Regions from separate parts of the Homo sapiens genome. Here region 1 is linked to region 2. A link is an interaction called in ENCODE POLR2A ChIA-PET data of the cell type or tissue named here. Cell type or tissue: OCI-LY7. All regions are shown on one strand. Links, peaks and the distances in the headings refer to the core of each region. The heading gives the core; the rest is flanking DNA. Region 1 overlaps PPP3R1 (protein phosphatase 3 regulatory subunit B, alpha). Region 2 overlaps PPP3R1-AS1 (PPP3R1 and CNRIP1 antisense RNA 1).

Region 1 (13,263 bases), core at 5,139-10,138, 52 kb after region 2:
AGAGTAGATCCATAGTCTACTGGTTCTGTTGCTGTATGAGTTTTCTTTTTCTTTGATACATTTCTCTTTCAGTTCTTTACATGTTGATACTCCCTAATGGCAAAATCTAAATAAGATTTTTTTTTTTTGAGACAAGAGTCTCACTCTGTTGCGCAGGCTGGAGTGCAGTGGTGTGATCTTGGCTCACTGCAACCTCCACCTCCCAGGTTCGAGTGATTCTCCTGTGTCAGCCTACCGAGTGGCTGGGGTTACAGATGCTTGCCATCACGCCTGGCTAATTTTTGTGTGTGTGTATATATATATACACACACACACACACACACACACACACACACACACACACACATATATACATATACAATATGTATATAATATGTATATACATATACGTATATATGTATTTATATATGTATATATATATACATATATATGTGTGTGTGTGTGTATATATATATATATATTTTTTTTTTTTTAGTAGATACGGGTATTCCCATGTTGTCCTGGCTGGTCTTGAACTCCTGACCTCAGGTGATCTGCCCGCCTTGGCCTCCCAAAGTGCTGGGATTACAGGCATGAGCCACGGCGCCCAGCCTAAATAAGATCTTAAGATTAGATTGGCAATTTTCAGAGTGGTTCATGGATACTTGGGGATCCCCAGGACACTTTCTAGGGAGCACATGAGGTCAAAATTGTTTTCATAATAACACTAAAACATTACCTGTCTTGACTGTTTATATTTATACTGATGGTGCAAAAGCAATCATTAGTAAAACTTGATGGTACCTTAGCATGAATCAAAACAGAAGCACCCTACTTTACTAGAAGTTGTTTTCTTTATTACTGTGTACTTGCAATTTTAAAAAACACCACTTTTGCTTAAGAATATCACTGATAAAGCAATATTTTGTTAAATCTCAACCAATAACTACACGTATTTTAAATATCTCCATGATAAAATGATAAAAGTGTAAAGCACTACTTGTACATGTGAAATTGTAATAGTAGTTTTGAGGAAAAACAAGCACTTGTGTGATTTGTAAGCTGAACTAGCTGCTTTTTTTCATAGAATACCAAAACTACTAGCGAGAACAACTAATAAAATCTATTATTCACACTTGAGTATTTGGCACACATTTTCTCAAAAATGAACAAGCTTGTGTCACTCAAAGAAAAAACTGACGTACATGAAACAGGAAAAAAAAAAGAAAGAAAACTTCAGCAAAGAAATAGAAGACATAAAGAAAGACCAAATAGTAATTTTAGAACTGAAAAATATAATAAACAATACAGTAGCCCAGTGAGTAGGCTTAATAGCAAATAGACCAGACTGAGGAAAGATCAGTGAACTAGCAGGCAGAAGTAGTTACCCAGTCTGAACAACAGTAAACAGACTGAAAAAAAAAATGTGCAGAGCCTCAGGGAACCATGAGTCTATAAAAAGATTTAACACTTGTGTCGTTAGAGTCACAGAAGGAGAGGAAGAGAGAGGGCAGGATTGAAAAAGTACTTAAGGAAATAATGGCTGAAAATTTTGCGAATTTGGCAAAAGACATTAAGCTACAGTTTTAAAAAGCCAAGTGAATGTTCAACAGGATAAACCTGTAGACATCCAGACCAGGATATCTCAAAGTAAAACTTATAAAAACAAGACAAGTCTTGAAATCAGCACGAGAGAAATTACACTTCATGTAGATGTGGAAAACAGTTCAAATGATAGCAGGTTTCTAATCAGAAGGAAATTTCACATTTTTCAAGTGCTGAAAGAAAAGGACTGTCAACTCAGAAACCTGTATCTAGAGAAAACACCCTTCTGGAATGAAAGGGAAATCAAGACATATGAAGGAAAATGAAGAGAGTATGTCACCAGCAGACTTACCCTAGAAAGATAACAAAAGACATTCTGAAAACAGAAGGGTATGATGAAAGAATCTTGGAACATCAGGAAAGAGGAAGGAACAATTCAAAGTGTAAAAGTACGGGTAAATACAATAGACATTCTCCTTTTGAGTTTTTAAATTATGTTTGAGTGTTGAAGCAAAAATTACAATACTGATGTGGTTCTAAAGGTATGTAGAGGAAATATTTAAGATAGCTGTAAGCAGGGAGAGGGTAAAATGATGATACCAATGAGATTGTGAAAAGTTATCTGTGTAATGTACATAGAGCAACCACTAAGGAAGCTCTACAGATACATGCAAAAGCATTATAGATAAATCAAAATGGAATTTAAAAAATGTTTAACCCACCAGGAGACAGGATAAAGAAAACAGAAATGAAGGCCGGGCATGGTGGCTTACGCCTGTAATCCCAGCACTTTGGAAGGTTGAGGCATGTGGATTGCCTGAGCTCAGGAGTTTGAGACCAGCCTGGGCAACATGGTGAAACCTGTCTCAACCAAAAATACAAAAAATTAGCTGGGCACGGTGGCGAGTGCTTGTGGTCCCAGCTACTCAGGAGGCTGAGATGGGGGCATTGCTTAAGCCTGGGAGGTGGAGAATGCAGTGAGCCAAGATTGTGCCGCTACGCTCCAGAGTGACAGCCTGTCTCCAAATATATATGTGTGTGTGTGTGTGTGTGTGTGTGTGTGTGTGTGTGTATGTGTGTATATATACACACACACATATATACACACATACACACACATATATATACACATATACACACACACCCGTATATATATATACACACATACATACACACACACACACACACCAATTAAACATACTGGCAGAATCAATTAAAGACATTACCCAATCATATGATTTCTGTAAGAAATTTACTTTAAATGTAACAATATAGGCATGTTGAAAGTAAAAGGAAGGAGAAAGATGTATCATGCAAACATTAATCCAAAGAAAGCAGGTATGGTTATATTTAATATTAGATAAAGTAGACCTCATAACAAAGCAGTTACCAGAGACAGTGACTAGGCATTATATGATAAAAGGGTTAATCAATCCACTAAGAAGACATAGCAGTTTTAAATGTGTTAGCAGTAGAACTGCAAAATATATGAAAAAAGACTGATGGAACTAAAAAGAGAAATACACAAGTCCAAAATTATAATTGGAGACGTCAACACCTATTTCTCAATAAATGGTGGAGTAACCAAGCAAGAAAATCAGCAAGGATATAGAAAGATACTCAACATATGTAATCAACCAGTGCTATGTAATTTATAGAATGCTTCATCTTTTCAAGTGACCAGAGAACATATACCAAGGAAAGTTATGTCCTGGGCCATAAAAGTAAACCTCATTTGGGCATGGTGGTTCATGCCTATAATCCTAAATGCTTGGGGTGGCTAAGGTGGGAGGATTGCATGAGGCCAGGAGTTTGAGACGAGCCTGGGCAATGTAGCAAGACTCAGTCTCCATGAAAAAAAAAAAATAATTAGCTGAGCATGATGGCATATGCCTGTAGTTGAGTGGATGAGGTGGGAGAGGATCACTTGAGCCCAGGAATTTGAGGCTGCAGTGAGCCATGTCATGCCACTACACTCAAGCTGAGTGACAGTGAGACCCTGTCTCAGAAAACCCCCCAGAAAACATAAACACATTTTAAGGAATTGAAATCAAAGAATGTGTTCTCCTACCAAAGTGGAATCAAACTAGAAATCAATAATAGATACCTGGAAAATCTCTAAACACTTCCAAATAATCTATGAGTGAAAGAGGAAGTCTCAAGGGAAATTTTAAAAAATACATTGAGCTTCATGAAAATAAGAATACAACATACCAAAGTTGTGGGATACAACTAAAGCAGTTTAGAGAGGGAAATTTATACCACTAAATGCACACATTTGAGAAGAGGAAAAGAAAAGCCCCCTCAAATCAATAATCTAAGCTCCCACTTCAAGAACCTAGAAAAAAAGATGAGAAAAATCTACCTGAAGCAAGCAGAAGGAAGGAAATAGTAAATGAAATAAAAAACAGAAACAATAGAGAAAAACCCTTTGAAACAAAAAGCTCATTCTTCAAAAACATCAGTAAGACTGACAAGTAATAAGACACAAATTACCATTATCAGGAATGAAATAGGGGACATCACTGTAGACCCTGCAGATGTGAAAAAAGATAAGGGGTTACTATGACCAATTTTATATACATAAATTTGACAACTTTGAAGTAATGAACCAGTTCCTTAAACACAAACTATCACACCTCTTCCAGTGTGAAATAGAATTTGAGTAGCCCTGTTTCCTTGATACCAAAATCCAAAAAAGATAACTATGGACCAACATCCTCATGTCAGTGTAGATGCAGAAATCCTTAAAACATTAACAAATAGAGTTAATATTTTTAAAAGATTATACACCATAATCAGTTATGGTGGTTTTATGGGTGCAAGGCTGGTTCACTATTTGAAACTTAGTCTGTATAATTATATTAATAGACTAAAGAATAAAACCCAAGACAAAACAAAAACTTAGAAAAATATAGAGGGAAATGTTATCAGTTGAATAAAGAACATCTGTGAAAACCTACAGCTGACATTATACTTAATGGCAAAAGACAGTACTTTCTCTGTAAGATCTGTAACAAAGCAAGGATTTCTGCCCTTTTTAGCGTAGTGCTGAAAGTTCTAGTCAGTGCAGTAATGCAGGAAAAGAATATAAAGGCATACAGATTGGAAAGAAGAAAAACGGATCCCGTTTGCAGATGGTATGACTATCTACATAGAAAATTTTCAAGAAATCTACAAAAAATAAAAGTACTAATGAATAAGTTCGGCGAAATTGTGCACAATACAAGATAAACACAAAAATTGTTGTTAACATTAAATAGTAGAAGGAAAAACAGGAATGGGGGTAATTTAGGTGTCATTTAATAGGAAATATAGTTTAACTGTCAAAGTGAGTAATAGGATCTTTAAAATAGTTAAACATATTATGTGCCTTCAAACATTTGCTGGATGGATTCACTCAAGTTATAGATTGTAATTATGGCAGCATTTATCAGACTAGAAATTTTAAGGTTTTTTTTTTTTCCCTCCTAAAATCATTAAAGAAGCTTGGATCTGTCATAGGTATGATTGGTTTTTATCTCTTGTTTCTGTCTTTTGATCTTTTCTGTCCCCGACATTCATGCATCCAAACACCTTTTGCTTTGTATTTAAGAATAAGGAGAATCTGTTCTAGAACAGTTACTAAGATGGTCAGTGACTTTACCCTAGAAAAAATTAATTTCATTATGATAATTACATTAATTGTGCAGTCATCAAGCTTTCAGCAGGTAAAGACATTTAGATTGATTCCTAAGATAACTTACTTTTCAAGTTCATGTTATTCAACATTTTTAAAAAATATTCTATTACGATTGTCAGTTTTGGGATCAGATCTGTAGGAATCAGGAAAATAAAGAAATTTTCTGGCAAAGAAATGAAAAAACTTGGTTCTCTTTGGTTTAGAGTTACTTTGATCTTAAAGTGACAAGGTTTGAAAGAATAAAAATAAACTTTATAGATGCATTCTGTAAAGCTTTGAATATTTCAGAGAATATGCAGTCAGAATATTTAGACATCTTTATCTAGTAGAGTTTAAGAGATGACAACATTTCCTTATTTGGTTATAGACTCTTTGTGAACTATAAATATTACTTCAGTATTAGAGTACTGTTTGCTTATTTAAAATGTATGCAGATCCAAATGCTTAATACTCATTATAAAAAGTGAGCATCAAAAGGAAAGAGAAAATCTAAAGTGCTTGAATAACTGGACTTTTAAGAATTCGGGTCTTCTAATGCCCTTAATCTAACCTTGTACTTTAACGCATTGATGCTTAAATTAGGACTTAAACCGTTCCAGACTTTTACCATGCACCTAATCAAATTCTTCCTTTAAAGTAAATTTAGGACAATGTTAAATCTGGCAAAGGATATCAAAAGATAGTAAGACAGTTGGTGCCTTCATGGAGTTTAAAATCAGGGAAGGAGACTAAGGGATGAATTATAAATGTCAAGATTACTGTAAGTGTAAATAGTTTTTGGTGTCTCATGATTCTGTAAGATTAATCTGGAAAATGTTATTTGCTATGAATACATTACCTTGAAATGTGTCTTATAAAAATAAATCCATATAGTTTGAATTTTGAATAATATGACAGCTGTGAAACTTTATTGTTTTAAAGAAAGTGATGAGATTGTTTCTAAACTGGAGACTAAAATTATGTATTAAGCAATTCCATTATATTTGGGACTAAGGTCCTTAATATTTTGAGTTATAAAAATCAGCTTTATTGAGGTACAACTTACCTATGGTAAAAACTAACTAGTTTTAAGTGCATAGTTAATGTGCCTTGATAAATGTATATAGTTTTGTAATCACCACAGTCAAGATGTAGAATAGGTCTATCACCCTGAAATGTTACCTGGTACCCTTTTGTGTTCACTCCCTGTTCTCCCCCTCTACCCCACAACACCTTAACTTTCAGTTACTGTAGTTTGTTTTTTTGTAGCATTTATAAATGGAACCATACAGCACATAGCTTTTTGTGTCTGGTTTCTTTTACTTAGCATATTGCTTTTGAGATTCATTATGTTATTGGGTGTATTAGTAGTCTTTTCCTATTCATTACCGAATAGTACTCCATTGTCTGGATATAACAGTTTATCTGTTCACCAGTTGAAGACATTTAGGTTGTTTCCAGATTGGTCTATTAAGAATAAAGCTGAATAAAGCTGCTGTGGACATGTGAGTACAGATTTCTGTGTGGACATGTTTTCATTTCTGGTTACACTAAGAGTCCAACACACTGTTTTTTTGAAATAGCGGTACAATTTTGAGTTCCCACTAGCAAGATATAAAATTTTCATTTGCTCTACATCTTCACCAACACTTTGGTATGTCAGTGTTTTTATTTTTAGCCGCATACACTATAAGTTTGGATATTAGTTTTCTGTTGCTGTGTAACAAATTCCCATAAACATAGTAGTCTAAAACAGCACTCATTTATTATTTCATAGTTCTGCAAATCAGAAGCTCACCACTGCATGACTGGGTTCCCTTCAGAGTATCACAAGGCTGAAATCAAGATGCCATCCAGACCAAGTTCTCCTGTGGAGGTTCTGGGGAAGTCTGCTTTCCAAGCTGTTCACGTTATTGGCAGAATTCAGCTCTTTGCCCTTATGAGATTGAGCACTCTGTTTCCTTGCTCCTGTTCACTAGAGGTCACTCTTATCCCCGTCAGGCTGCCTGCATTCAATGCCATGTGGCCTCTCCACTTCCCTTGTGTTGAATTCCTCTCCTGCTTTGACTCTTTCATTTTCACCTTCTTAGACCACACAGGGAAAATTGCTTTTAAAGGGCTCTTACAGGTCAGGGCCACCTGGATAAATCTTATCCAGAGGTGGTTGATTTGGGACCTTAATTACATGTGCAAAATCCTTCTGCAGCAGTAACTAGATGAGTGTTTGATTTAGTAATTGGGAGAAAAAGTATGTATACAAGGGGTTCAGAATTTCAAAGGGCTACCTAAGAATTCTGTTCACCACATAATCATTTATTCCACATCTTCAGTTACACTTTGTGTGTCCATTTTTAAATTATAGCCATATTTATTATGCCAGTTGCCTGTATAGTAATATCTCACTTTGGTTTTAACTTGCATTTCTCTAATGTCTAGTGATATTAAATGTCTTTTCATGTGTTTATTTGATGTTAATCATATCTTTTGTTGTGAAATATCTATTCAAGTCTTCATGTCATTTTTTTTAAATTGCATATTGCTATTCAGTTGTTGTAGCATCATTTGTTGCAAAGATTTTTTTTCCCCATTTAATTACCTGGAAACCTTTCTTGAAAATTGTGTGTGTGTGTTTACTTTATTCTGTCCAATTGATATTTGTCTGTTCTTACACCAGTACCACTCTTTTGATGACTAGCTTTATAACTTTTTTTTTTTTTTTCCTGAGACGAGTCTTGCTCTGCTGCCGAGGCTGGAGTGCAGTGGCGTGATTTCAGCTCACTGCAACCTCTGCTTCCCAGGTTCAAGTGATTCTCCTGCCTCAGCTTCCCGAGTAGCTGGGATTGCAGGCGCCTGCCACCACGCCCGGCTAGTTTTTTTTGTATTTTCAGTAGAGACAGGGTTTCACCATGTTGGTCAGGCTGGTTTCAAACTCCTGACCTCAAGTGATCCACTCGCCTCGGCCTCCCAAAGTGCTGGGATTACAGGCATGAGCTACCGCACCCAGCCCTTCATAACTCTTTAAGTCAGATATTGTTAAGTCCTTCACCATTGTTGTTTTTCATTCAGATCCCTTGGCTGTTAGGTTCTTTGCATCTCCATATGAATTTTAGAATTAGTTTATTGATTTCTATAAAATATTCTGCTGGGATTTTTATTAGGATTGTCTTCTATATGCAGATCATTATGGGAAGAATTGCCATCTTAACAACATTGAGCCTTCTGATCTATGAACAAATATAGCTGGGTTTTCTTAGATCTCTTTCTTAGCTATGTCTTATAGTCTTCATGTGTACTCCCTGCACATCTCTTATTAACTGTTTCTAAGTATTTTGTATTTTTGATGATTTTGTAAATGGAACTGCATTCTTAATTTCATTTTCCATGTTTCCAGAATATGAAATATATTTAACTTTTGTATATTGACCTTTTATCTTGCCGTCTTGCTTAATTCATTTATTAGTTTTGATAGCTTTTTAGTAATTTGCTTAGGATTTATGTACATACACAATTATGTCATCTGCAACGAAAGGCAGTTTATTCCTTTCCAATCTGTATACCTTTTGTTTTTTTTTTTTTTTGTCTTCCCTTTTGTATTTGTGCAGATGTCTTTATCTTGTTCTAATCTTAGGGAGAATCTTATTACATATGACACTTTTTGAAGAATTTTTGTAGATAACCTTTTATAGATAGAGAAATAGTCCTAGTTTGCTGAGTTACTCTTGTTTTATCAAAAATGGATGTTGCAATTTGTCAGATGCTTTTATTGCGTCTGTTTGGTTGGCCATGTGGTTTTTTTCTTTTTTTTTCCTCTGTTAATGTTGTGAATCACGTTGGTTTTGAATATTAAACCAACCTTCCATTGCTGGAATAATCCTCAGTCATGGTGTTTATTTTTGGATTCAATTTGCTAAGATATTTTTAAGGATTTTTACATTATTGGTCATAGAGAAACATTAGATATAGTTTTCTTTTGTTGTTGTTGTTGTTTTGAGACAGAGTCTCGCACTGTTGCCTAGGCTAGAGTGTAGTGGCGTGATCTCAGCTCACTGCAACTTCCACCTCCCAGGTTCAAGCGATTCTTCTGCCTCAGCGTCCCAAGTAGCTGGGATTGTACAGGTGCCTACCATCATGCTCAGCTGATTTTTGTATTCTTAGTAGAGATGGGTTTCAACATGTTGGCCAGGCTGGTCTTGAACTCCTGACCTTAAGTGATACTCCTGCCTCAGCCCCCCAAGTGTTAGGATTATAGGCGTGAGCCACCGCGCCCGGCCATAGTTTTCTTTTTTTGTGATACTGTCTGATTTTGGCATCACAGTAGTGCTGGCTTCATAAAATGAGTTCAGGACAGTACCCTTCCTTTCTGCTTTCTGAAATAATTTGTGTAGGATTGGTATGTTTTTGGATTTCATCTTTCTGATGAATTGGCTCTTTTTTAGCATTATGAAATGTATAATTCTCAAAATGTTTGCTTTTAAATCTGCCTTCTTACTATTTACTTTCTTTTTTTTCTCATTTGCTTTTTCTTTGTACCTATTTGTCTGCCTTTCATGGGATTGAGTATTCTTTCTGATTGTATTAGTCAGGTTTCTCCAGAGAAATAACCAGTAGGAGATACATATGTCTAGAAAGAGATTTATTATATGATATTGCCTCACATGATTATGGAGGCTAAGAAGTTCTGTTCCTGCTGTCTTTAAGTTAGAGACCCAGGAAAGCTGGTGCTGTAGCTTGAAGGCCTGAGAGCTGAAGAACTGATGGTATAAATTCTAGTCTGAGTCTGAAGGCCTGAGAACCAGGGGCATTGAGGTAAGGAAAAGCTTGACTTTGCAGCTCAGGCAGTGAGGCAGAGAACTAATTCAATCTTCTGCCTTTTTGTTCTATTTAGGTGCTGGACAGATGGATGTTATCCAATCAGTTTTACTTAGTTCACCAGTTCAGATGCTAATCTCTTCCACAAACAGCCTAGCTGACTCTCACTCAGAAATAATGTTTAGCTGGATATCTGAGCATCCCTTGGCCCAGTTAGGTTGACACAAAATTAACCATCACAATGATACCATTTTATTTCGTCTCCTTTTTTAAGTTGTTCTAGAGTTTACAATATACATCTTTAATATACCATGCTGTACCTTCAAATAATGATACAGTGTTTCTCTTACAGTGTAAGATCCTGACAACAGCATACATCCATTTTTTCTCTACCCTTTTGTGCTGTTGTCATATGTTCACTTTATATACCCCACAACATGTTATCTTTGCTTTTAAAAGTCATATTTTAAAGACATTTAAACATGAGAAAAATATCTTTTATTTTATTTTATTTACCATTTCTGATATTTTTCATTTCTTTGTCTAGATCCAGCTTTCCATCTGGTATCATTTTTCTTCTGCCTGAAGAATTTTCTTTTGACTTTTTTTTTGTAGTGAACATATATTGAAGCCTAATCTTTCCTTTCAGTTTTTGTTATCTGGAAAAAGCATTTGCCATAATATTTGAAAGATATTTTTGCTGGATATAAAAACTGATAGTTTTTTTTTTTTAAACACTTTAAACAGATTCCATTGTTTCCTGTCCTTGGTGTATCTAAGGAGAAATATGCTGTAGTAATTATGTTGTATGTATGTAGTTTATCTTTTTTCCCCTCTGATTATATTTAAGATTTTCTGTGTCACAGCAATTTATTATGTGGCTTTTTTTTTTCCATGTTTCTTCTACTTAGAGTTCATTGAACTTCTTGAATTTGGGGATTTAAAGTTTTCATCAAATTTGGAAGATTTGGGGCCATTATTTCTTTAAACAGCATATAAAACGTTTTATTGATGTGAAATTCACATAACAAAGTCATTTTAAAAGTGAACAGTTCAGTGACATTTGTTTATTTATTTATTTACAAAGTCTTGCTTGGTTGCCCAGGCTGGAGTGCAGTGGTGTGCTCAAGGCTCACTGCACCCTTGACCTATCAGGCTCAAGCAGTTATCCCATATCACCCTCCTGAGTAGCCGAGACTACAGGCATATGCTAACATGCCTGGCTCGTGTTTTTGTTTTTATTTTTGAGGTGGAGTCTCGCTCTGTTGCCCAGGCTGGAGTGCAGTGGTGCAATCTCTGCTCACTGCAGCCTCCACCTTCAGGTTCAAGAGATTCTCTTGCCTCAGCCTCTCGAGTAGCTGGGATTACAGGCACCCGCCACCATGCCCAGCTAATTTTTGTATTTTTTGTAGAGACAGATTTCACCATGTTGACCAGGCTGGTCTTGAACTCCTGACCTCAAGTGATCTGCCTGCCTCGGCCTCCCAATGTGGTGGGATTACAGGCGTGAGCCACCATGCCTGGCCTTTTTTGTATTTTTTGTAGAGACAGTGTTTTGCCATGTTGCCCAGGCTGGCATTTATAATGTAGTACAACCACCACCTCTATGTCATTCGAAAATATTTTCATCACCCTAAAAGGAAACCCCATAGCCAAAAAGTAATTGTTCACCATTCCTCCTCCCCCAGCAACTGGCACCCACCAGTCTCTACATTCTGTTTCTGTGTAACTGGCACCCACCAGTCTCTACATTTTGTTTCTGTGTATTTTCTTTATCAGTATATTTCATATAAATGGAATCATAAAATGTGGCCTTTTGTTTTTGGCTTCTTTTACTTACCATGATTTTGAAGTTCATCCATTTTATAGCGTCCTATTATGTTTTATATTGGATGTCATACATACATTGTGAATCTTATGCTGTTGTGCTAGATTTTGTTTTATTCCTTTAAAGAACGTAAGAGTTTGTTTTGCCATCCACTTAAGTTACTGAGACCCAAATTTGATCTGAGATTTGTTTTCTATCTTTCTTAAGGTAAGTAAAGAACAGCCTTTAATTCATGGCCAATATAGTCGTTCTGAGGACTGGACCCAATTCCCTGTGTATTTACAAGTTTCTCCAGTTTGGCCCATGGGATCATGAACTATTCCTAGCTCTGTGCAAACTCCCAAAAGTTATTCAACCTGCTACTAGTTCTTTTCCTGGACTTGGGGAGTTTCCTCTCAAACTTATGCAGAGACTGGAGGAGACTTTTATGCAGATCTCCAAAGTTCTCTCATGTGTCTCCCTTTTCTGAAGTACTCTTCCTCACAAGTCTCACCTCCTTGGCCATACGAACTTCATGTATCTCTGACTTCTCAATTTGGCGATGTCTCGGGATTGTGTTTCTGTTCTCTGTTCCTGTGCTGCAACCTGGAAACTTTCTCCAGACAGTAAGCTGGGACATAGATCCTAAGGGCTTTACCTCTTTTGTTTTCTTATATAGATGATCACAGAAAATGCCTGATAAATGTTGTTTGATAAAATTTTTCTGATTTACTAGTTTTTTTTAACACTGGTCAAGTGGTTCATATAGCATTTCTCCCCCATGGGCAGATGTTACTGAATTTTTAAATCAGTATAGTGTAAGGGGAGTCTATCTTGAACTTCAGGCAAATGGATTTATTTAAGGACCTCATCAACAAGTGATCTTGTCAGTAACTTGGTCATGTGGCATGATGTTTGAATTCTTCAAGTGTTCTTATGTAAACTTAAAACATGTTAGCTTTAGGACTTTTTTCATATTTAGATATAATTTTATGGTTTTGTTTAGTTGAGTGGTTCTCTTAGAAGTAAATGTCAGTACCTTATTGGGTATGTCTCTCACAGTATCTATCATTATTTTAGTATTTCCCAACCCTAGACTGGAGCTATTGGCTACAAATTCACTGCAGAATTAATTTACCTTCAGAAATGCTATTTTTTCCAGTTAAGTCTGATATAATAATTTACAAACTGATGTGTATTTTTTGTTAAATGTAATTATGCATTAGGTTCAGGGATCAATAAACTATAGCCCACACACCAAACCTGAATGAAACAATTACTGATAAATGTAATACTCCCAGGTAGTAGCTTAAGAAGCTGAACGTGAGGGGGTGTGGAGAGGAGTATAAAGGGGAATCTCCAAAACTCCTGTTTTTACTAATGACTAAGCATGAGGAAGACTGAACGTGGAACAAAATTATATTGACCATATTGACAAAATTATCTTTATATTGCCATGTTT
Region 2 (12,687 bases), core at 6,944-11,943:
CAGAATTTGAAATGTCCAAATTATTTGACAAAAATATTTTTTGAATGTTCAGAAAAGTTCAACAAGCCCACTAAACAAAGGAGCATTGTGAATTTCCCAAAACTGAAACAGCTGATTTTTCCTTTACCTTTATCAGATAGTCACTTTCTTTGACAAAACATATATTTTAAAATACTAATGTTTTTTCCAACTCAAAACCCAGTTGGAATCTTGATCTTTTCCCAGTTTATTTTTTATGCTTGTGTTTGGTGTGAAGTAGATCTATATAATGTGTATATGAGTGTGTGTGTGTGTGTGTGTGTGTGTGTTCGTAAGGTCCTTAATTTCCCCAAATCTAGATGGTTACACTTTGAAATGTAACTCATATGGCCACACTGAGAGTCTATTTTCAGAATTTTCATGGCTACAAGCTAATGATTTTGGATTCCTATTGTTAGTCGAAAAATAATGGGTATGGTAGACATAACTTTAAATCATCAGGCTTCCACTCAGAGAGTTTATTGTGGGCTAGATAGCTACTGCTTGACAGGGTAGGAGGGGATAGCTAACCAAATTTGCCTGAAAAGACAACGTAAGTACCTATATAGGTAATGGGAATTTGTCCTCACCCTATAGAAACAATCTAACCCTGAATGACAAGTTTCTTCAAATAATTGAACACAGACTATCTTTAACTTTTCTATAGCATTTCACCTTTCCCTGGAGATTTTTATAAGATTAAAGCCTTAAAATAAAGCTTGGATACACTCAAAAAGGTAGCAGGAGGGAGCTTTCTGGGGCGATGGAACTGTTCTGTATCCTGATAGCGGCAGTGGTTGAATGAATCTATACATGTATTAAAACCCATATGGCTGTACACACACGTGCACATGCACACACATGCACACATACCTCTGGTGGACATCTGCTGCCTAAAGGTTCTGCCTTTCTTTCTTTTCTTTTCTTTTCTTTTCTTTTTTTTTTTTTTTTGAGACAGGGTCTTGCTCTGTAACAGCCCATGCTGGAGTGCAGTGGTGCGATGTTGGCTCACTGCAGCCTCAACCTCCCAGTCTCAAGTGATCCTCTCACCTCAGCCTCCCAAGTATTTGGGACCACAGGCGGCCACCACCACATCCAGCTAATTTTTGTAGAGATGGGTTTCACCATGTTGCCCAGGCTGGTCACGAATATTCTGCCTTCTGATCAAAAGCCTAATCCACATTTACCATTGTCTCTGCAAAATCCCTTAAGATTGATTGTATGAAGACATTGCTTTGGCCAATGTGGTCCTTGGCAGTTCTGCATTGTGTAGAACCTGTGAATCTTTTTGGAGCTTGTCTATCTTGGGAGGGAGATTGTCTGAGCAGACTTGAAGGCAGGGGTGGAAGCCACCTGCTGAAGACAATAATGAGCATTTGGGAGGGTGGGTGGGGAAAATGAGACAGCGCAGAGGGGAGGGGCCTGGAAGGGATCCCACTCCCTCGCTCCTGCCTGCATCTGGTGCCCCAGGAGCTGCTCTTGAGCAATGTCTCTCTAATGAGTTGGCGTGAACTTGTGCTTGTTCCTCCCTCAGGGAACAAGGGAAGACAGGCTTAAAGCTGCTAAAATGCTTGGAGAACATCCAAAGAGAAGCTTGACAGAAATGCAGTGTATTAGTGAAAACAGCTTGGGCCTGGCTAAATAGTGGCTATTTTAACAAAACAAACATATGGGATTTGATGACAATTGTCCTTACAAAGAAACAATCTAGCCCTTTACACAGAGCTTGATGCTTCTTTATAGTCTTCACAGAATTCGCTTCGCTGTGGTTTTCTTTTCTTTTTTTTTTTTTTTTTTGAGACAGAGTCTCGCTCTGTCACTCAGGCTGGAGTGCAGTGGCACAATCTCAGCTCACTGCAACCTCTGCCTCCCAGCTTCAAGTGATTCTCTGCCTCAGCCTCCCAAGTAGCTGGGACTACAGGTGCACCACTACCACAGCCAGCTAATTTTTGTATTTTTAGTAGAGATGGGGCTTCACCATATTGGTCAGCTGGTCTCGAACTCCTGACCTCAAGAGATCTGCCTGCCTTGGCCTCCCAAAGTGCTGGGATTACGGGCGTGAGTCACTGCACCTACCCAACTGTGGTTTTCTCAAACTTATTCTGGTATCTATTTATTTTCAGGAGTGCCTGGAACAACGACCCCAAGAGATCTCTCTTACATATGAATGTGAAGAATAAGCACATTCTTCAATGTGTGCCATCATGAGGAACAAATGTTCTTTTTTTTTTTTCCAAATTATTTGCTTTGCATTCTAGGGGAGGGCTTCTCACAGGCCATCAGAATTATCGGGGATGCTTGTTAAAATGTAGATTCCTAAACTCTACCTTTTTAGACCTCTTAAATTGAGCAAACTCTCTGAGAGTAAATCCAAAGCATCTGCATTTTATTAAGCACTTTAGGTGATTCTTATCATATTAAAGTTTGGAAAACACTACCCAAGGGTTTACTCACTGTACTCCTTCTTATTAAAGTTCAGTTATTCATTCAATAAGCATTCATGTGCCAGGTCCCGTGGGGGCAGGAGATGGCAATAGGAGTGTGATAAGTAATCAAGTTGTTTATAGCCAAATAATTACAATAAAATGAGGCAAGTGCTATACTAGAAAAAATACAAAATACATCAAAGCATTGAGGAGGAGTCTGTGGGAATTGGAGGCAGCTTCATAGATGATATTTGAGCTGCTTTCAGGCACAGAGAAGGTACTGCAGGATATTGGCATGTGAAAATACATGATCCACTCTGGAAGAAGAAACTCTGTGTGGCTGGAGCATAGGGAAGAGAGAGGCATGGGCTGGGGCAAGGCTATGAGGAGCCTTCTACACATGCTGAGCAGTTTAAGTTTAGTTCTACAGAAAGTGGGAACCAGAGGAAGTTTTTAAATATTAAATGATAGAATGATATTTGAGTTATGAAGCAATATTCCTGGAGGCAGTTTGGAGGCAGGAGATAAGAACAGAGTCTTCTGCAGTGGTGAGGGGTGGGGAAGCTAAATAAGGATGATGGCAGCTGGGGTCTCTGAGGTGGAGTAACAGATGATGAGAGTACAGGAGGGTAGGAGGAGGTGGGAAGCTGACCATGTCTGATAAAGGCTAGTCTGAGTCAAGAACCTCATCCAGGGAGGGCATTTTCAATAGCCAGACAACTCTTCCAGCTCAGAATCTGAAAGCAGACCTGATACTTGCGCTTATGAGCAAATCCTAGTGTCTGCGCCCATTAGCAATAGTTTCTACTGTGCTAGAGAATAAGTTTAAAGATATTTGTTAAGTGAAAAACATCACCCATAAAATATATGATTAAATGATTCCATTTATGTTTTCAAAATGTTAAGCGCATAGAGAGAGAGACAGAAAAAAAAGGGGGACAGAGAGAGGCTGAAATTTGAGGAAATGCAGAGGAAAGGCACTATTAATAAGGAAGAACAGTGGGGTTGGGAGAGACTGGAATTGAAGGACCCTTGACAATTTACTCTGAATTCTTGTGCATGTTTCAATTGTTTTAAACAATGAGTTTTATTGATGCTTGCTTTTAAAATTTTTTAAAGCAATTTTTAAAAAGATGCTTACACATCTTCTTGGCTACCACTAGGTGGTACTAGTGGCAGGACAGATTGGACAGCTTTTAAGCTTCCTGCGTTCATCCATGACACCTGCATATCCATCGAATTTTAGACACCTGCATGTGGGTTTAACTTCTTAACTTTATAGAGTAAAACAAATACCTTTGCCAATTATTATTAGCATGTGTCTTCAGAGCTTAGGGGTCGAGGTCCACAGACTATTTTTCTTTCTCCTTCAATATAACACGTAGTATTTTCTGTATTTAATTTGTATCAAAACATTTGCAAGTGTAAAAAAGTGTTCTTTCTGCATCAATCTAAGCTGCACACAGTTTGGTTCACATATATCTAGATATTTCTCAGGCTCTTCACTTTACAATGATATTCCCAATCCAAATCTTAATCACATGCACAAAAAGAATGAAACTCTGTGCTGGCACCATACACCTGTTTTCCCTAATTCCAAGACTGGCTTTTCTTTCCAACCACTTACTTTTAATTATTTTAGGCTGTCATGTTTTCCATCACCTCGGTTGACATGGCAGGAGACAAAAGTGTTGCCACAGCCTCTTTCTACACACACCCATGTTTATTGCAACCCATGATAATGCAGCATTTGTGATTTCACTTCTGGGGGCTTTTTTTCCTTTTAAGCAGGGTTTGTTGCTTCTTATATCATGGAATAGTCTGAACTAGCTACTGTATTTTCCTTTGTATGAAAACAACACTTCATTCCAAAATGGGATTCCCAATACTGGAGTTTCCATAGTCTAAAATGGACACAGTGACAACACTCACATGATCTACTAAGGATACCCACGGGGCCAGCCTGGCACACACAACGCTACTCAGTCCTAATAGGTGCAAAGCCAAGAGGTGCCTGCAGTGGCTCTGACTTGGCTAAGACATGCTCCTGGTTGTAATCCTCACAGAGTATAGCATGATTCTTCACCCCCTTACCCCACCCCACCCCAAACTCCGTCACCTCCAGCAGGGGCAGTTTGCAGAGTCAGTCTTTGGATGGAACCCAAGAAGAAATTGACCAAGGTATACAGTTGTATTTGACATTCCCTGAGTGGTCACTTGAGCCACCAATAAATACTAGAGAAGAAAGTCAGGAACATTCCATGCATAGGATATTAGCTATTAAATGGATATTAGCCACTATCCATCATTAATAATAATAAAGACTTTTTTGTTTGTTTATTTGTCTTTTGAGACAGAGTCTTGTGCTGTTGCCCAGGCTGGAGTGCAGTCGTGCCATCTCAGCTCACTGCAACCTCCGCCTCCTGGGTTCAAGAGATTCTCATGCCTCAGCCTCCTGAGTAGCTGAGATTACAGACGCCCACGACCACGCCCAGCTAATTTTTGCATTTTTAAGTAGAGATGGGTTTTCACCATGTTGGCCAGGCTAGTTTCAAACTCGCGACCTCAGGCGATCTGCCCACCTCAGCCTCCCAAAGTGCTGGGATTACAGGCGTGAGCCACTGCACCTGGCCATGAAGACTACTGTTTACTTGAACTGTTGCTATTTGCCAAGCCCTGTGCTAAATTCTTCATATATTTTCTCTTACTCAATTTATTCAACCGCCCTGAAAAGTAGCATTGTTGCTACCATTTTACAAATGTGAAAACAGGGACTTGGAAAGGTTCAAGCAACAGGTTCAGGCTTATCTATTTTCAAACCTGTCTTCTTAATTCCTATCCTATTTTGAAGACAGTTAAGGGCTCTAATTGTTCAGAGATTTTTGCATATCACCATTTAATAGACTGCTGAGGACCTTACTTTTTCCCCCCTTATCCCCTAGTTCACTACCCTTTTCAAAGGACAGAGACAAGGTCAAAGAAAAAAAGTAAATGTAAACCTATCCATATGCTTTGTACTGACATTCAGCCTTAGTTATACATTTATTTGAATACAAGAACTATGCTTTTCTATTACATTTGTCTCCCTTCAGCACCTCCCATAATGTTCCGCCCACAGCAGTTTCTTAACACTCTGTTGCTTCAGTAACTGGCTGGCCCCTTGTTCACATTTGGGGTTGAGAAGGTTAGTGATGGGATATAAATCAAAATTTGTGTTTTTGTGTAGGTCAGATTATTTTGACCATCTGATTTCCCTTACCATGAATCTCTGAAAATTAAAAGTAAATTGACTCCAAATTTAAATATTATTTTATTAGATGAGTCTAATTTTATTAGCTGAGTCTCATTTTATTGTTTTGAGAAAAATTAATCAAGAGTGCTTGGGGTTGAAAGTAGTAAACAAGAATAAATCTGTCACAACCTTCTCTTTTCTAAGAACTATGAGCTGGAACTTGTTTTCATGATATAATTAGGTAGGGATTTCTGTGACTTAATTTAAAAGCCTGATTTATAATCACTTTTATTTTCAAAACAGTTTTTTTTCCACTTTCTCTCTCTCTGCCACCCCTGAATGAACCTGGCTCTGCTTCTCCAAATTCAATGATGTCAGGTTAGCAGGGAGCAAATTTGAGACTGCACAATTCCCATCAGCTATTAGCTAGGGAGATCTTTTGATCCCCAAGGTCTAAGTTCAATTCTAAAGGCTATGTTTTCTTTTGGACCTATGTGGTAACTCCTATTAACAGTAATGGGTGTTACACATGAACGTACAGAAGACTGTATACCCCTAAGATTTGCCCAAGCATGAATTTCATGAGGCAAAAGTGAACACATTTTTTTTACTTTGGCACCCTTCCCTTCCAGGTTACGATAAATGTTGGCACTTGGATAAGATTCTAAATGATGAAATGCCAATGCATGTTGCTTCTGCATATGTCATCTAAAGTATGTGGCTTCTCAAAATGGATGCCCTTCTTCTCTGCTCAATGCTTGGCCTGGCAAGCCATTGTAACCCTGACAGAGAGGAGAAAAGACATTTCTAAACAAATATTTTCCTTTTCAGATATCATACAGCTTGTGTCAGTGAGTGAGATAAACCCAGTCCTAATGTGCTAGTCTGAAATGCTTGTATCCCAGTCTACTTTCCATTGATTTGATCAATATCAGATACTCTGATATCCTGAAATGAAAAACAGGTGTGAAAAAAAGAGGACTGAAATATGAATAACAAACTGTTCAAGACGAGACAGCCAGTTCTAGAGAGCTGGCCCCACTTGCCTAAGAGGTGTGTACCAACGCCAAATAAGCCAAAGTAAGAGGCAGACTTGTTTGTATAGTATTTAATAGGCCCCAGAGGGAAAGGGAAGCCTGCTGAAACAATTTTTTTTTTTTACTTCAAAAAATACCTGGCACATAATATGTACAAATGAAACGATCTTGCTTAATTTGTTTTAGGTTCTTTATTTCACGTAACTCATGATTTAGAAAGGTCTCTAAAATGTGATGATTATAAGAACATTCATCTGCCAAGACTCTTAAAATATATTCTAACAGCTTTAATCCTGTTGCAGATAGAGCTATCAGTAGCAGCAATTAGCATGTATTTAAATTCAATAATTTCTGCATAAAAAGGACTTTACTGACATTTATAAATTCTTCCTCTGACAAAGGGGTGAGAAAGAATGTGATTAATAGTAAGATGAAGATTCTTTAATTTCTTCTGAAATTATTTTTAAGGACATAAACAACTTGCCCTTTTCTTTGCTAGTATTAACCTACAAAACACAAAAAATCAACTCATGGTTACCTTTTCAATACTGTTGGCCTCAATTCCTGACTCAGGAAATAATATAAAGCAGTTCAACTGGTTTTGTCTTGCTTGAGAAACTAAAATTAAAATCTCTGGAGTTATTTAACTTTAAACAGGAAAGAATGTGGTCTTTCAGAAATAGTCATACAGACAGTTTTCCAAATGTGTAAACCTCTTAAACTTAGTACCAATCTAAAAAAGAAAATAAAAGGAAAAAAAGGTCCTTAAAAAAAGTGCATGTGTTTTGGGTTTTTTTGTTTTTGTTTTTACATCTTTCTCTAGTTGCAACTGGAAACCGTAGGTTTTATTCTCATCTTTCAGCTACTGGCATGTCATAATCTCCTCTAGTGAATGACTACCTAAATTACTATATCCATAAATATTCTAGTGGAAAAACATTTGCAAGGCTTATTTTCAGAAGTACACTGCAGTATCTTGATGTTGACCAAATTCAATTTTATTTTTCTGTATTATAACTAACAATTTCAAGGTGTTATTTTATACATCAAAACTCCAAAAGTATGACAGAAAGGAGCTTATACATATGCTAAATAAACCAGTATTGCAGTGTAGCATGGAAAAAAAAAAACTACCCAATGATGGTGAATTCTGTTTCTTTATGCTACCCAATAGTGGTAGTCAGGCAGCCTCTAGCATTTATTCTTGGCTAGGAAAAGTGATGTTTTGGAAAATAAAATTTGGGCAAATGTATGTTATACTGGCTCTCGACACATTCAATCTCTTTTTGTTTTTTAGAAATCATAAGTCATAGTCACCAAATCATCAAATTTTTAGCTTCTAAAGAATTGCACTGGGTGTTTGTCAAAGTTAACTGAGTTGAAATCAACATGGCTAGTTCTGGTTTATTTCTTGGATTCTTCTAATCACAAATTATCTGATCAAATGAGTAAATGCACAATATTAACTGAATGCTAGAATGAGTAAATTGCTCAAACATTGTATTAACCATTATACAACATTCTATATTAGTCACTGATGAATGTATGACTGGGAGGAGTATTATGTTTCAGCCAATAAGTCCTTATTGAGTGCCCTCTATAAACTGAGGAGGTAGGACAGGAGAGGAGATCACAAAATAATTCCTAGACTACCTTACCAGTAACAACTATTGAAAAAAATTATAAAAGTAAAATCACAATAAAAAAGCAAATCTATTATCTGCATGGCCAGGCGTGATGGCTCACACCTGTAATCCTAACACTTTGGGAGGCCAAGGCAAGGGAATCGCTTCAGTCCAGGAGTTCGAGACCGGCCTGGGCAACATGGGAAAACCTCATCTCTACTAAAAATACAAAAAATTAGCCCAGCATTGTGGCACACCCCTGTAGTCCCAGCTTCCTAGAAGGCTGAGATGGGAGGATCACTCAAGCCTAGGAGGTCAAGGCTGCAGGGAACCATGACTCTGCCACTGCACTCCAGGCTGGGCGACAGAGTGAGACCCTGTCTCAAAAAATAAAATATAAAAAAATTACCTGCTTAATGGAGAAATCTGTTTTATTTACCTTGTTGCTTTCAGTCTTCATTGTTCTTATTAAATTCCATTTTCTAATCCATCTATAGGAACAATTTGAAGCTTACTAAGTAAGTGTAGATCTAACTAATTGAAGTGTTAGCATTACCAACAAATTATTTGTCATTGCACATCCTGGAAACAAAGAGCTAACATTTGGGAAGGGTGGGTGTCTCAGTAATATACACAATCCACTCTATCTTCACACATATATCAATCTAAAGGGGAGCAGAAATGTTTTTATCCATAAGGAATGAGACTCTTCTTTTTTTTCTTTTTTTGAGACAGAGCCTCGCTCTGCCGCCCAGGCTGGAGTGCAGTGGCGCGATCTCGGCTCACTGCAAGCTCCGCCTCCCAGGTTCACGCCATTCTCCTGCCTCAGCCTCCCGAGTAGCTGGGACTACAGGCGCCCGCCACCACTCCGGCTGATTTTTTGAATTTTTTTAGTAGAGACGGGGTTTCACTGTGTTAGCCAGGATGGTCTCGATCCCCTGACCTCGTGATCCGCCTGCCTCAGCCTCCCAAAGTGCTGGGATTACAGGTGTGAGCCACAGCGCCCGGCCGAGACTCTCCTTAAGTTGTAAATACATAGGGTTCAGATTCCAACCTCTTGGGTTCCTTTTTCTGGCTCAGCAACTTCTTCCACACATCCCCAGGGTGAGTTGCTTGGTCTCATGGAATCAGTCTCCCTGCCTGTTCAAAGGGGAGGAGGGGTAATAATGCGTTTACCACAGGGGTGTTGGTTAAATTAATTAGTATTTATTATGTGCTCCATTAAGGTCCTCAGGTGATGTATAACTTGACAGTTATATGGCACCTGATCATTGCTTTAAGTTTTGAAAACAGTCCTTGGTTTTTAAACCCATGCAAGAAACATAACAATTCTTTATGCTTCCAACAGTAGGATTAAGCATAGGAATATTTTAGCTTTTCTTACTATTTTTCTTTTTGAGATGGAATTTCCCTCTTGTTGCCCAGGCTGGAGTGCAATGGCACAATCTCAGCTCACTGCAACCTCCGCCTCCCGGGTAGCTGAGATTACAGGCACCTGCTACCACGCCTGGCTAATTTTTGTATTTTTAGTAGAGATGGGGTTTCACCATGATGACCAGGCTGGTCTCATACTCCTGACCTCAGGTGATCCACCTGACTCCACCTCCCAAAGTGCTAGGATTACAGGCGACAGCCATGGTGCCCAGACCATTTTAGCTTTTCTAAGAACAATTATTTTCCTGGGGTGAAAATATTGGCAGGTTACAAAAGCTTATTTCCTCAGCTTTAGACTATGAATAGAATAGCTTTAATTTATAGTTGATAAAAGCAGAAGGAAGAAAGTTTTATAAAAGCCATTTTAATGGCTTATTCTGCCATCTTCGGTGGCATTTTAAACTACTCACAATTGAAGGGAAATTGGTTCATCTATTTTACAATTATTTAATTCTGGCATTTAAAAGAAACCCAAGAAGTAATTTAATTGAACTCCTTTGCTTACTATAATAGTACTAAGCACCTGCTCTTCAAGACAACATTCTCGTTTTATAGATGAGGAAACCAAGGTTCAGTGAACTTAAATCACAGTGCAGAGAATCAAATCCCAGACGCCATTCTCTCTCTGCCACTTCAGACACCGCCAAGAAGTTATACTTAAAGCTGCCCTGTACAGAAAGGAATTTCTTCTCTTCTTTATCCCTATTCTCTCTCTCTCTCTTTGAACTTAGAAACTAAACCAATTTTTTTTTCTTTTTTTCTTTTCTTTTCTTTCTTTTTTTTTTTAAGAGAAGAGATCTCACCATGTTTCCCAGGCTGGTCTCGAACTTCTGGGCTCAAGCGATTCTCCTGCCTTGGCCTCTCAAAGTGCTGGGATTACAGGCAAGAGCCCCTGTCCACAACCTAAACAAAGATATTCTAATGGAATCTCAGTTTTATCCCCAGAGAGCTTATGAGTGCCCCCAAGTCATCAGTTAAAAGTTATCTTGAAAGACAAGTAGTTTAAAATCACTCTTAAAAGACACTTCTATACATTGTTATTGAAGAAACAAAAGCTACACATATCCTTTTTTTTGAGAATTAGTCCACTGAGTTTTAGTGATGTTTTAATATCAAATTAACATGAATACTATATGGTCAGAGCTTTTTCAACTTTGTATTGAAGTATGTGGTTCCCCCTTACCCGTGGGGGATATATTTCAAGACCCCCACTGGGCGCCTAAACGGCAAATAGTACAGAACCCTATAGATACTGTTTTCTGCTATACATGCATAACTTTTTGATAAAGTTTAATTTATAAACTAGGCATAGTAAGAAGTTAACAATAACAATAACAAAATAGAACAATTATAGCAATAGGCTGTAATAAAGGTTAATGTGGTCTCTCTCTCAAAATATCTTATTGTATTGTATGTTGGGCAATTGAAACCATGAAAAGTGAAACCATGGATAAGGGGGGGACTACTGTACAAACAGAAATAAAGTACACTCATTTTTTGAAATATCTAAAATCTATCCCATCTTCACTTTGTAATAAGACGAGTACATATCATTGCCATTTCATATCTCAGAGGAATGTACTATGTGTACTAAAGAACTCAAATAATGAATAAATTGGCCTACATATCTAAGAGTGCTTTGAAAGTTTAAGCTCCATATTGAAATTAAAATATTATTAGTAAAGTATTATTACAGCTATGATTTCATTTTAAGTAATAATGATACATTTTCTTATGGCTTTGGGCAGCAGGCAAAAAAGATAAAGATAATATTTAAAATTGAACCTGGGCAACATAGTGAGACCCCATCTTGAAAAAAATAAAAAACAATTTATTGGTCATGTTGGCATGTGCATGTAGTCCCAGCTACTTGGGAGACTGAGGAGGGAGAATTGATTGAGCCCAGGAGTTCAAGGTTGCAGTGAGCCAGGATCACGCCACTGCACTCCAGCCTGGGTGACAGAGACCCTGACTCTTTAAATAAAAACTTTGTAGGCACCTCTGTATGCTATCATTGTTTCTTAAAACAATGATTATAACTCACATATTGTATAGATGTGTATAAAATTTTGTCCATAAAATTTACCTCTAAATAAACTGCATAAATCATCTTTCTTGCCCATCATAGAAAAAATATGGTCTTAAAGTCCAGAAGGACCCAAGAATTTGAATAATAATTCAGAGGAGTTCATGCCAAGTTGATATCCATCTTTTCCTTTAATTTTGACTCATTTATTTCTATTTAGCATTCACTGACAACCAAATAAATGGAGACACCTTGGCTAATTCATACCACTGTTCTAAGATAGTAAATATCAGACGCCCAACTGCAGAGGCTTTATGATGCTGCTGGCGGGAACATATAAGTTACTGAAACATTCTCCCTGAGCAAAGGTTCTTCTTATTATTTTTGTTTAATTGTAGCTCATTGCACTACTCATCTCTAGAGAGTGAATCAGCTCAGCCCTACCTTTAAATTGGACAGAAGGACATAGGCCACTAAATGTCCTGCTCTACACCAAGACCCTAATTAAACAAAAACAAAATAGCCATTCCTCACATACCTCGAAAGACTAATGAGGCTTTAATCCCTATCCTCAGTGTCGATTGTAGCAGGAACAAGAGCTGAGCAGCCTTCTGGGTATTGAGTCTCAGTGGCGCAGTTCCCTCCTGGAACTGCATAGAGCTCTGGCACCATAGGGCCATAGGGCTCTGGTACTACTAGCAGAAAATACCCTGAGAAGATTCCTGAGGGACCAAATTCAGGGCTTTTTTCTGCCTGGTGAAAAACATAATTCTTCTCCATCAATCCCCTTAGGATTTTTCCTTCTCCATCAATCCCCTTAGGGTTTTTCCCCATGGAGTAACATATGACACCAAACTGACCCCACTGAAGAATGAGTTAGCTGAATGAG

What was found. ChIA-PET counts read pairs that join two places held together with the same protein. Peaks named below come from ENCODE experiments on the same cell type or tissue, not always from the same donor. Only the 100,000 strongest peaks of a DNase experiment are listed, where the experiment ranks them.
Region 1: POLR2A ChIA-PET joins it to region 2 with 5 read pairs; 2 of 35 experiments call an interaction of 5 or more read pairs at or near these places.

The regions. Positions count from the first base shown.
Region 1 is chr2:68,219,307-68,232,569 of GRCh38, reverse strand. The region is part of intron 1 of PPP3R1 (protein phosphatase 3 regulatory subunit B, alpha); the gene reads left to right. Among named protein-coding and RNA genes, the nearest start is that of PPP3R1-AS1, 26 kb to the left of the region's middle. RefSeq lists enhancers at 2,045-2,214, 12,682-12,851. In OCI-LY7, for the core only: CTCF peaks have their summits at 6,955 and 7,164 (motif pointing right); a DNase peak (open chromatin) is centred at 7,169; H3K27ac peaks cover 912 bases.
Region 2 is chr2:68,273,939-68,286,625 of GRCh38, reverse strand. The region is part of intron 1 of PPP3R1-AS1 (PPP3R1 and CNRIP1 antisense RNA 1); the gene reads right to left. It also overlaps a transcript of CNRIP1 not described here. Among named protein-coding and RNA genes, the nearest start is that of PPP3R1, 28 kb to the right of the region's middle. In OCI-LY7, for the core only: no CTCF peak of the experiment used is centred there; DNase peaks (open chromatin) are centred at 9,875 and 10,365; H3K4me3 peaks cover 998 bases; H3K27ac peaks cover 1,376 bases.